Regions from separate parts of the Homo sapiens genome. Here region 1 is linked to region 2. The links are chromatin contacts, found by Hi-C or POLR2A ChIA-PET in ENCODE. All regions are on one chromosome and are shown on one strand. Each heading gives the region's core, a stretch centred on a gene start or an enhancer-like site at or near the end of the contact. The rest is flanking DNA. Distances are from core to core; before and after follow the strand shown. Region 1 holds the start of ZBTB3 (zinc finger and BTB domain containing 3). Region 2 overlaps ASRGL1 (asparaginase and isoaspartyl peptidase 1).

Region 1 (5,741 bases), core at 99-2,598, 370 kb after region 2:
CAGGGGCTGGGGCTGACGTTGGGGCTGAGGCTGGGGGATAGAAGCCTTGCAGTGGTCCTCCAGGATCCTTTGGTTCCACCACCCTCAGACTCTCAGGACCCACATCAAGAGATGGCAGTGGCTCCAATGAAACTGCTGAGATGCCAGAAGAGAAGTAGTTTGTAGGAATGGTCTCAGTGGAGCTACTAGGGCTGGCAAGAGAGACATCAGCCACTGGTGGATGAGGTGCCCGCAGATGTGGTGCGTCAACCTCCATGCCAGGCTGTGTAGTGTCAGCCCCACTAGACATTGGTGGCTCATCTGGAGGACGGACAGTAGGTGAGGGAGCAGCAGAGCCTTTCCATTCCCCTTTGCCCCAGTGGCCTGATGTCTCAGCAGATGCCAACGAAGGTTGGGTGCCACGGGAAGTACTAGACAAAAACTCCAAACTAGGAAGCTGTGAGTTGGTTTCCTCCTCCTTCTTGGTACTGTCTGCCTCTGCCAGGGCCCGGGCTTGAAGCCGCCGCTTACACACCTTGACGATGTCATTCATGTGCAAGTAGCTGGCAGCTGCCAGCACATCCTCCACAGGGGTATCCCCTCTCAGGGTCAGCTGGCCAGCATACATAAAGTCCAGAAGCAGCCCAAAGGCTGGGGCTGTGACAATTTCATTGTGAATACACACCAGATCCCTCTTGTCCAATTCCCGCTCCTTGTAGAAAAGCTGGAAGAATGGGCTGCAGGAGGCCAGCACAGCCCGATGGGCCAAGAACTGGGTACTACCCACCATCACGGTGCAGTCACAAAGGAAACCCTGGGACCGCTGCTCCCGGAGGCTCTGCAGCAGCTGCTGACTGTGTTCTGGGAACTCCATAGTACCCCACGAAGGAAAGGGGGCCCAAAAAAGGTCCCCACCAGTGGCTCCCTGAGAAAAAAGGGCAGTGAGTTAAGACAGGTAACCTCCCCAGCAACCTTATCAGCCCTTAACTATCACTTGCCACTCCAAAACAATCGCTTAAGTTACTGCCCTTCTTTCTCCTAGGTCACACCCAAAGCTCTCCCATTAGCTCCGCCCACCTCGGCCTAACCTTAGAACAGGCCCCACCCCCGTCCGATAAGCCCTGCCCCCGGAAGTCCCGCCCCTTAGCCACCCTCCGCTTCCTTGATGCCCACCCGGTAGCGTCCAACGGCTCCACGAAGTAGAGATCTTTTTCGCTCCCAGGCCTTGCCAGGCGATGCCTCTACGCCCCACTTCGAGAACTCCCTAAGCATCTCCCTCACGCATTCCAGGGGCTAAGGACTACCAGGGTGGGAACTAGCGGAGAAAGCTGATACCTCACCCACCACCGAGCAGCCACAGGGCGAGCTCCGCCCCTTCCCACCTTCTCAGCTTTAATTGGCTTAAGATTGCCCTCCCCTGTCACGGATTGGTCCGCTCTCCACTAACCATCCTCCCTCTAACTGCCGTCTACAATTGGGTGCTCGCCGCCATCGCTTTTGCAGTCAGGCGTTGGATTGGGTGACGCTCCTGTCCTCAACTTTTCCTCTTCGTCCCGCCTTCCTTGCCTCCGAGCCCTCAGGATTGGCTGAGCTTCTCCTTCTACCTAATCCAGCAGGCAGGAGGTACCCGGCTCCGAGTCGCTGAACGCGGCGCTCTCCTGGCGAGGCTGGAGGTCGGGAACCCTGCAGTGTCGGACCCGAGCTGACAGCAAGCCACTCCCGCTACAGGCTGACAGGGAAAAAGAGAACCAACTAGGCCAGGCGCAGTGCTTCACGCCTGTAATCCCAGGACTCTGGGAGGCCGAGGAGGGCGGATCACTTGGGGTCAGGAGTTCGATACCAGCCTGGCCAACATGCTGAAACCCCGTCTCTACTAAAAATACAAAAATTAGCAGGTCTTGGGGGCGCGCGCCTGTAATCCCAGCTACTGGGGAGGCTGAAGCAGGAGAATCACTTGAACCCGGGAGGCGGAGGTTGCAGTGAGTCAAGATCGTGCCACTGCACTCCAGCCTGGGCGACAGAGTAAGACCCTATCCCCCCACCCCCCCAAAAAAAGAGAACCAACTGGTGACTGTGGGCAATAGCCCCACGTCCCTGAACTGCGTTTGTCTCTTGAAGGTCCCTTCCTCTCAAAAATTCTAAGATTTGCCGGGTTCGGTGGCTCACGCCTTTAATCCCAGCAGTTTGGGAGGCTGAGACGGGCAGATCACTTGAGGTCCGGAGTTCAAGAGCAGCCTGGCCAACATAGTGAAACCCCATCTCTACTAAAAATACAAAAATCAGCTGGGCATGGTGGCGCGTGCCTGAAATCCCAGCTTCTAGGGAGGCTGAGGCAGGAGAATCTCTTGAACCCAGGAGGCAGAGGTTGCAGTGAGCCAAGATAGCGCCACTGCACTCCAGCCTGGGAGACAGAGCAAAACTCCATCTAAAACAAACAAACAAAAAAACATTTTAAGATGCCCTACTGCTCCACTCCTCCAAGCTAAGTTTCCGGGGCTCCCGGCTCAGTGATGGCATGAAAGAACTAGCAGCTACAGGGATGATGTCGTGGTGTCCCTAGCCTGGACTCTACAGTCAATTTACAGTGAGAGGATAGAGTGTTCTTTGTTTCCAGAGCGTGCTGAGCAGGTGCTGGTAGGAAGGGTAAGAATGGGGTCAGGATCATAAAATGTCCCAGGACAGGAGAGAAGAAGCAAAAACCGTGTCTACTGAAGAAATCTTTGAGAGTCTCTACACACCCAGAGGAAAAGGCTATAAGTTGGGAGTCACTGATAACTGCCCCGTCTGACCCAGGTAGTGTTACTAGAGGAGTAAACTCGGTGCCCTAATCCTCACTCCTTCACCCACCACCCTAAGCATCTCTACTTTATTCTGCAGTCAGGCCCTCCGATCAGACCTAACCAGAATTAGGGAGAGTTCATCTATACAACAAACTTGTGCTACATACATTCAGGATATGTTGGCCTTAGCTTGAGATCATGCCTCTTCAAGACACTGTGTTCATTCTTACAAGCCATACAATATTTACTGTATAGGAATTAAAACTAAGAAATGGGCCGGGCACAGTGGCTCATGCCTGTAATCCCAGCACTTTGGGAGTCCGAGGCAGGTGGATCACCTGAGGTCGAGAGTTCGAGACCAGCCTGACCAACATGGAGAAACCCTGTCTCTATTAAAAGTACAAAAATTAGCAGGGTGTGGTGGCGCATGTCTGTAATCTCAGCTACTTGGGAGGCTGAGACGGGAGAATCACTTGAACTTGGGGGGCGGAGGTTGTAGTGAGCCGAGATCGTGCCGTTGCACTCCAGCCTGGGCAACAAGAGTGAAATTCCATCTCAAAAAAAAAAAGAATAAATAAATAATAATAATAAAAATATAAAAATTAGCTTGGCACCTATAATCCCAGCTACTTGGGAGGCTGAGGCAGGAGAATCCATCTCAAAAAATATATATATGTTTTTATATATACATATATGTAAATATAAATATATAAATTATATACATATAAAAATATATGTATGTATATGTTGTAAATAGAGAAGGGGGACTCTGTGTTGCCCAGGCTGGTCTTGAACTCCTGGGCTCACGTGATCCTCCCAGCTTGGCCTCCCAAAATGCTGAGATTACAGGTGTCAGCCACCAAGCCTGACCTTTTTAATTTTTAATTTAATTTAATTTTCATTTATTTTTCTTTTTTTGCGTCTTGCTCTGTTGCCCAGGCTGGAGTGCGGTGGGGTGATCTTGTCTCATTGCAGTTCTGACCCCTCAGGTGATCCACCCACTTTGGCCTCCCAAAGTGTTGTGATTACAGGCATGAGCCACCTTGCCTGGCCTCATATATATTTATATTTGTTTGTTTTGTTTGTTTTGAGACAGTGTGTCGCTCTGTCGCCCAGGCTGGAGTGCAGTGGCACGATCTTGGCTCACTGGAAGCTCCGCCTCCCGGGTTCACGCCATTCTCCTGCCTCAGCCTCCTGAGTAGCTGGGACTACAGGCGCCGGCCACCACGCCCAGCTAATTTTTTGTATTATTAGTAGAGACGGGGTTTCACTGTGTTAGCCAGGATGGTCTCGATCTCCTGACCTCATGATCCACCCGCCTCTGCCTCCCAAAGTGCTGGGATTACAGGCATGCGCCACCACACCCGGCTAATTTTGTATTTCTAGTAGAGACAAGGTTTCTCCATGTTGGTCAGGCTGGTCTCGAACTCCCAACCTCGGGTGATCCGCCCGTCTCGGCCTCCCAAAGTGTTGGGATTACAGGCGTCAGCCACCGCCCCCGGCATATATATATATATATATATATATATATATATATATATATATATATATGTATTTTTTTAAAATAGAGATGGAAAAATAACTATTTACCAAAATCAATAAATATGTCGTGAGAATAATGGCATTGTTTTACAGGGGGGTTGGGGGGAGACACTGTTTTTCTCTCCTCTCACACCACCACAACAATCAACAAAGAAGGCTACTGTGTGACCAAATGTGTTGGTTTTTTCCCCAGTCCACAAGCAAGCAGTTCCAGCTGGGTGTCCTCTTGTTTAATGCCAACACTGTCTACCTGGAGATAACCTCAGATCTCAAATGTTTAGGGTGCAGATCTCAAGACCGCCCTCCCCACCGGCCCCCCGGTACTAGTTTCTTTTCTCTCCTTTTTTCTTTTATTTCTTTTCTTTTCCTTCCTTTTCTTTTCCTTTCTCCTTCCTTCCTTCCTTCCTTCCTTCCTTCCTTCCTTCCTTCCTTTCTTTCCTTTCTTTCTATTTCTTTCTTTGTCTCTTTATTTGTCTCTCTCTGTCTCTCTCTTTCTTTTCTCTCTCTCTTTTCCCCTTTTTCTTTTCTTCTTTCTCTCTCTTGTCTCTCTCTTTCCCCTGCCTCCCTCCCTCCCTCCCTTCCTTTTTTTTTTTTTTTAAATCAAATTATTGTTTACCAGACATGGCCCCTGACTTCTGATGCTAGTCAAAAGCCCCAGGCTGTTTTACCTATGCCTCTGACTGACCAGCTGTAAATCTAGGCCCCCACAACTCTACTTGGGCTTGGTTAACTTGCTAGGGTGGCTCATAGAAATCAGGGAAACACCTACTTACCTTTACTGGTTTATTATAGAGGCTATTTGAAAGGATGCAGATGAAGAGGTGCCTAGGGTGAGGTATGGGGGAAGGGATGTGGAGCTTCCGAGCCCTCTTCCGGTGTGCCACCTTCCAGGAACCTCCAGGTGTTCAGCTATGTGGAATCTCTGAACCCAGTCCTTTTGGATTTTTGTGGATGCTTCATTATGCAAGCATGACTGCTGAAACGATTGGCCATTGGTGATCAACTCAACAGTTCAGCACCCCCTCCACTCCCCAGAAGTTGGGGGTGGGCTGAAAACCCCAACCTTCCAATCATGCCCTGCTCTTTATGGTGACCAGCCCCCATCCGGAAGCTACCTAGGGCCTGCCAGCCATCAGTTAACATTAGCATACCAAAAAAATCACTTTAGAGATTTAGGAGTTGTATGGCAGAAAATAGGGTCAAAGAAACGTATATTTCACAATATCACACTGTTTCGATAGGAGACAGCTCGATTTTCACATCTGCTTCTATTAGCTATTAGGATATATTGTTTTGATTGAAATACATGAAGAAAATTTGGTCTCACACAGACATGTAACTAGAAGAGCACTTCACCAATCCCCTGAAAGGTTCTTTTGGGGACCACAACTTCAGAATTGCTGTTCTGAGCTTTCAGGCTCTACGTGCACACACTTTGAG
Region 2 (5,840 bases), core at 3,221-5,720:
CCAAATCAGTTTTCCTTCATGTGGGCTGTTCTTTTTACCAGTAAGATGTTCTGCAGAAGTAGTAGTCTGATTTCTATAAATGTTTAAAAAATTTAAAGTATAGAGTGCTAGATTAAGTTGCATCTGAGGAGTGGTACACTCCTTACTGTCTCCCCCTTCGTTTTGTTTAACTAATTGAGTTTTGAGTGGTCTATTAGTTCTTTCAACTATGGCCTGTCCTTGGGAATTATAGGGAATTCCTGTTGTATGTGTAATTTTCCACGGATTTAAGAATTTTTGGAAAGCTTTACTACAATATCCTGGTCCATTGTCAGTTTTGATTTTTTCTGGAACTCCCATTACAGCAAAACAAGACAATAAATGTTTTTTAACATGGGAAGTACTTTCTCCTGTTTGGCAAGCTGCCCATATGAAATGTGAATAAGTATCAACTGTTACATGAACATATGATAATCTTCCAAATGAAGGTACATGCGTGACATCCATTTGCCATAACACATTAGGACATAGACCTCTGGGATTAACTCCTGCCTCTTGAGTGGGCAGGTGTAGGACTTGACACTGGGTGCAATGTTGTACAATATTTTTTGCCTGTTTCCATGTGACGTCAAATTTGTTTTTTAATCCTGCTGCATTTATATGAGTCAAAGCATGAAGTTCTTGTGCTTTTATGAATGCAGATGGTACCAGTAAGTCAGCTTGTTCATTTGCTTTAGTTAAAGGCCCTGGTAAATTAGTGTGTGCCCAAATATGAGTAATGTAAAATGGGAAATTTCTGTTTCTTACAGTTTGTTGTAATAAATTGAACAGCTGGTTTAACTGATCATCCATGCTATATTTAATTAGAGCTGTCTCAACATCCCTTGTAGCCTGTACTACATATGCAGAATCTGATACAATATTAATAGGTTGATTAAAATCTTGTAACACTGTAAAGACTGCAACCAACTCAGCTCTTTGAGCCGATTGATAATGAGTTTTGATTACTTGCTCTTTTGGCCCTATGTAAGCTGCCTTTCCATTGCTGGAACCATCAGTAAACACCGTCAGAGCATTTTCTAAAGGTTCATGTCTCGTAATTTTAGGTAAAATCCAAGTAGTCAATTTTAAGAACTGGACGATTTTTGTTTTGGGGTAATGATTATCAGTAATTCCCACAAAATCAGTAAGACCAATCTGCCATGCACCAGAATTGATAAAGGCTTGTCTAACTCGTTCCTTGTTTAAAGGAACAACTATTTTGTCTGGGTCATTTCCACACAATTTTATTATTCGTAATTTTGCCTGACCAATTAATGTAACTATTTGATCCAAGTACAATGTAAAAGTCTTAATTGTACTGTGAGGAAGGAATGACCACTCCACAAGATCAGTATTTTGAACATTGATGCCTGCTGGAGAATGTGCAGTAGCAAAAATCAAAAGTTGGAGTGGGGCTAAGGGATCTATTCTATTTATTTGTGCTGGTTGAATTTTTTCTTCCACTAATTTAATTTTTTTTGTTGCCTCTGGAGTGAATATTCTTTTACTATTTAAATCTGGGTCTCCTCTTAAGATAGAGAACAAATTTGACGTGACATAAGTAGGAATGCCTAGAGTTGGCCGAATCCAATTAATATCTCCTAGCAATTTTTGAAAGTCATTTAATGTTTTTAATGTGTCTTTTCTTATTTCTATTTTTTGTAGCTTAATTTTTCTATATTCTATTTGCATCCCTAAGTAATGAAAAGGAGTAGAGGTTTGAATCTTATCAGATGCTATTGCCAGTCCAGCATTGGCAACCTCTGCTTGCAGAAATGTATAACAGTTAATTAATTTGTCTCTCATTTCTGCAGCACATAAAATATCATCAACATAGTGAATGATATAACAGTCTGAAAACTTGTCTCTAACTGGTTGAAGAGCTTGACAAATAGTTGGACTATTAAGCATTCCCTGAGGTAACACTTTCCACTGAAATCTGGTGGCTGGTTCTTTATTATTTATGGCTGGTATAGTAAAGGCAAATTTTTCATAATCCTGCTCCGCCAGAGGGATGGTAAAAAAGCAGTCCTTCAGATCAATTATAATTAAAGGCCAGTCTTTTGGGATCATGGCCAGAGAGGGCAACCCGGGTTGGAGAGGCCCCATGGGTTGAATTACGGCATTTACGGCTCTTAAGTCAGTTAACTTATGCCATCTGCCGGATTTTTTTTGAATTACAAACACAGGAGAATTCCAAGGCGAGAACGAAGGCTCAATATGTCCCTTTTCTAATTGTTCCTTTGCTAATAAATGTAAAGCCTCCAGTTTTTGTTTTGGTAGCGGCCACTGATTTACCCATACCGGTTTTTCTGTTTTCCAAGTTAATGGAATGGGTTTAGGAGGCTCTACAGTGGCCACCCCTAAAAAGGATACCCTATTCCTTTTCTTTCTTGATTTCTCTCAGTCTCAAGTGGAACTTTAATGCCATTTTCATTTTTTCCTAGTCCCTTTCCTGGTATATATCCCATATTAGTCATGATTTTTTGACTCCTGAGGCTGTATAATGGAGCAGGCATAGTGATTTCTGCACCCCATTGTTGTAATAAATCTCAACCCCACAGATGAAGTAATCATTGGTTGAAGTAATCATTGAAGTAATCATTGGTTGAACAGTACTTTCTTGATTATCCGGCCCTAAACAATGTAATAGTACTTTGATACACTTCTGAGGAGTGCCTACGCCGACAAGTCCTGTAACAGCCTTTCATTTAGGCCAATTTTTTGGCCACTGGTTTAAAGCAATGATAGAGACATCTGCTCCAGTGTCTACCAACCCTTCAAACTGTTTTCCTTGAATAATGGCCTTACACACAGGTCTGCTCTCTGAGAACTGACTTGCCCAATATGCAGCCTTTCCTGCCGGATCAGTGCTTCCAAACCCTCCTTTCTATTTATCTCACTGTTTCCAACCTTAATATAAGGCAGGAGTAACAACTGAGCAATCCTGTCTCCTGGACTGGCACTGCAAGGAATTGAGGAGCTAATAACCAATTGAATTTCACCTTTGTAGTCTGAATCAACCACACCAGTATGAATTTGAACTCCCTTTAGATTTAGACTTGATCTTCCTAAGATTAGTCCTACAGTCCCCTCAGGCAGGGGGCCATATACCCCTGTGGGAATTTTTTGTGGGGGCTCCCCTGAAAGCAGAGAGACTGCTTGTATAGTACATAAATCTACTGCTACACTGCCGCTTGTGGCAGGGGACAATTGTTGTATTGTGGTAACTGGCTCATTCCCTGAGGCACTTGTGACAGTGGGGGTTGTTGTCCCTGAAAACCCTGAGGAACAAAGGGCTGAACTGGGAATGCCCCAGTTTGTTGCAGGGCCTGAGGCTGGCCCCTTTGCTGTTTCCTGACAATAGTTGCCCATTTCTATCAAATTTAGAATTTGATAGAATTCTAATAGTGTTTTTCTTTTTTACATCTTGGACATAAGTCGGGTGGCTCTTTATCTGTTGTTGTTGTAGTAGCTTGAATAGTTATATTTTGTTTTTTTGAGGCTGGGCAATTCTTTTTTAGATGACCAATTTGACCACAATTATAACATTTTCCCCCAAATGTTCTAACTTGTCCTCCTAAAGCAACTCCCATTATTGCTTGAGCCATAAGCATAGTTTTATGCATAGCTCCTCCAATTCCATCATAGGCTTTTACGTACTCTGAGATTACATCTGATCCTGTGGGAACCTTCCCTTTTAATGGCTTAGTGGCTGATTGACACTCAGGATTGGCGTTTCCATATGCCATCAACTCCACTATGACCTTACGGGCATTTTCATCGGTAATTGACTTTTGAGCAGCATCTCGGAGCCTTGCCACAAAATCAGGGTAGGGCTTTTTAGAGCCTTGTCTTATTGTATTGAATGAGGGGCAGGTGGTTCCTGGGTCTTGGATTTTTTTCCCAGGCCCTAAGGCAGATAGCTCTAACTTGCTCAATGGCCTCATTTTGCATTATTGCTTGTTGATTAGTAGTGCTCCAATTTTGACCTTTTCCTAATAGTTGATCTGCATCTATGTTAACTGGAGGATTGGCAGCCCTATTACTTCAGACCTGTTCTTGTGCCCCATCAATCCACCAACTCTTAAATTGTAAAAATTGAGACAGTGAGAGTGATGATTTGGCCAAAATCTCCCAATCATAAGGAATGAGTCTATGTCCATGAGCAGTGGAACCTAATAATGTTCTCATATAAGGGGAGTTGGGTCCATACTGTTTTACTCCCTCTTTCATATCTTTTAACATTTTTATAGAAAAGGACTCATATCTGGCCCCAACTAGGGTAGGCGCTCCTTCTTGGGCCCCTTCTCCAGGTGGCATCGGTACTGGGAATTGCCACGCCTCAATATCTCCTTGTTTCCTTGCCTTATCAATAATTTTATGTAATGCACTACCTTGTCCACTAGGTGGTGCTGTAGGATAAAGTCTTATAGTGGGCGGCTGAGGCTATAGCGCCCTGCCCTGTGGTGCTGGAAACACTCCTGGCTGTCCATACTGATTTTCTGGGGGCGGCCGATACTGAAGTTCGGCTGGCGGCCAGTATTGATAGGCTACTGGCGGTTGGGTCTTATTTTCTACCGGCTGATATTGTGGATACTGTATTTGGATTGGCGTTGCCATGACAGAGACTCTCTATTTGATATTCTCTTGGGGTTTGTACTTGTCTAACCTGCATTTGAGGTTGTAATGTTACAGGCATCTGAACCGCTGGAAGAGGAGTTGGCCATCATGGTTTAGACTCTGATGGCCCCGCTAATTCTGGACCTTTTTCTTCTAATTCTAATGCTTCAGGATATATTACCTCCTGTAATTGATTGTAGTCAACATTTTGCATTGACCGAGCCATTACAGACTCTGCTACATATTTACAATGTGAACTTTTGAACTTTCCATTCCTTTCTGGGATTCTATCCCTGCCTATTCTTCACAATCTATTACACAGCTTTCAGGGGCATCAGCAACTGAAACGCTATCTTCTCCTGTTTGAAACAGTTCTAAATTAGCTGCTTTAATAATGGCCCAATCATTCCATACGGTAAGTGGGATGATTTTACCCTTCCTACTTGCTTGTTTTAATTCTTTGCCAATTTTTTCCCAATCTTTTAGATCTAAAGTTCCCTGTTCTAGAAACCATGGGCAGAATTGTTCTACTGTTTGAAATAGCGTGATTAGATTTTTTTGTAGAGACTCTAACTCCCCCCTTTTTAAAAGAATTTTAATAAAGCTGAGATAAGAGGCATATTTACTTTCAGTTTGCCCCATTGTTACCCTAGGTTCTTCCGAGGGCACAAGCTTACCACAAGACTGACTGTAGACGTACTCGGGAATCTCTCATCAACTTGTTCTCAATGACCACGCTCTAGCTCACCTTCACCCTAGAGAAAAGCACCCACGTTGGGCACCAGATGAAGGGGTGGCCAGCCCCTCTACACCTGTGGGCGTTTCTCATCAGGTGGGACGAGAGACTGAGAAAAGAAATAAGAGGCTGGGTGCGGTGGGTCACGCCTGTAATCCCCGCACTTTGGGAGGCCGAGGCCGGTGGATCACGAGGTCAGGAGATCGAGACCATCCTGGCTAACAGGGTGAAACCCCATCTCTACTAAAAATACAAAAAATTAGCCGGGCCCAGTGGCGGGTGCCTGTAGTCCCAGCTACTCAGGAGGCTGAGGCAGGAGAGACAGAGACAACGTATAGAGAAAAAAAAGTGGGCCCAGGGGACCGGTGCTCAGCATACGGAGGACCCCCACCGGCAACAGTCTCTGAGTTCCCTCAGTATTTACTGATCATTATCTCTACCATCTGGAGAGGGGGATGTG

Evidence for each region. A loop is a pair of places that touch in the nucleus more often than their neighbours do. ChIA-PET counts read pairs that join two places held with the same protein, here RNA polymerase II (POLR2A). Pooled maps may share reads with other maps.
Region 1: a loop to region 2 is called in a pooled map, with 2.3 times the contacts of the local background. The contact joins the promoter of ZBTB3 here to the enhancer-like site in region 2. A Hi-C loop is called at or near these places in 2 of 168 maps with a recorded cell type or tissue (K562 and PC-9), 2 of 37 single-sample maps with no recorded cell type and 7 of 50 pooled maps. POLR2A ChIA-PET finds 5 or more read pairs at or near these places in 6 of 52 experiments (A673, H1, HepG2 and 2 more).

What each region holds. Positions count from the first base shown.
Region 1 is chr11:62,752,812-62,758,552 of GRCh38, forward strand. It overlaps ZBTB3 (zinc finger and BTB domain containing 3), which reads right to left and starts at 1,349. Exons shown (of 2, transcript NM_001370809.1): 1 at 1,153-1,349; 2 at 1-904. The coding sequence starts at 853. RefSeq lists enhancers at 2-879, 1,760-2,637, 4,016-4,542.
Region 2 is chr11:62,376,500-62,382,339 of GRCh38, forward strand. The region is part of intron 4 of ASRGL1 (asparaginase and isoaspartyl peptidase 1); the gene reads left to right. Among named protein-coding and RNA genes, the nearest start is that of SCGB1A1, 40 kb to the right of the region's middle. RefSeq lists an enhancer at 5,646-5,840. Within about 2 kb of position 4,471, at least 2 of the 41 ENCODE cell types and tissues checked have a DNase peak (open chromatin) inside an H3K27ac peak, as active enhancers do.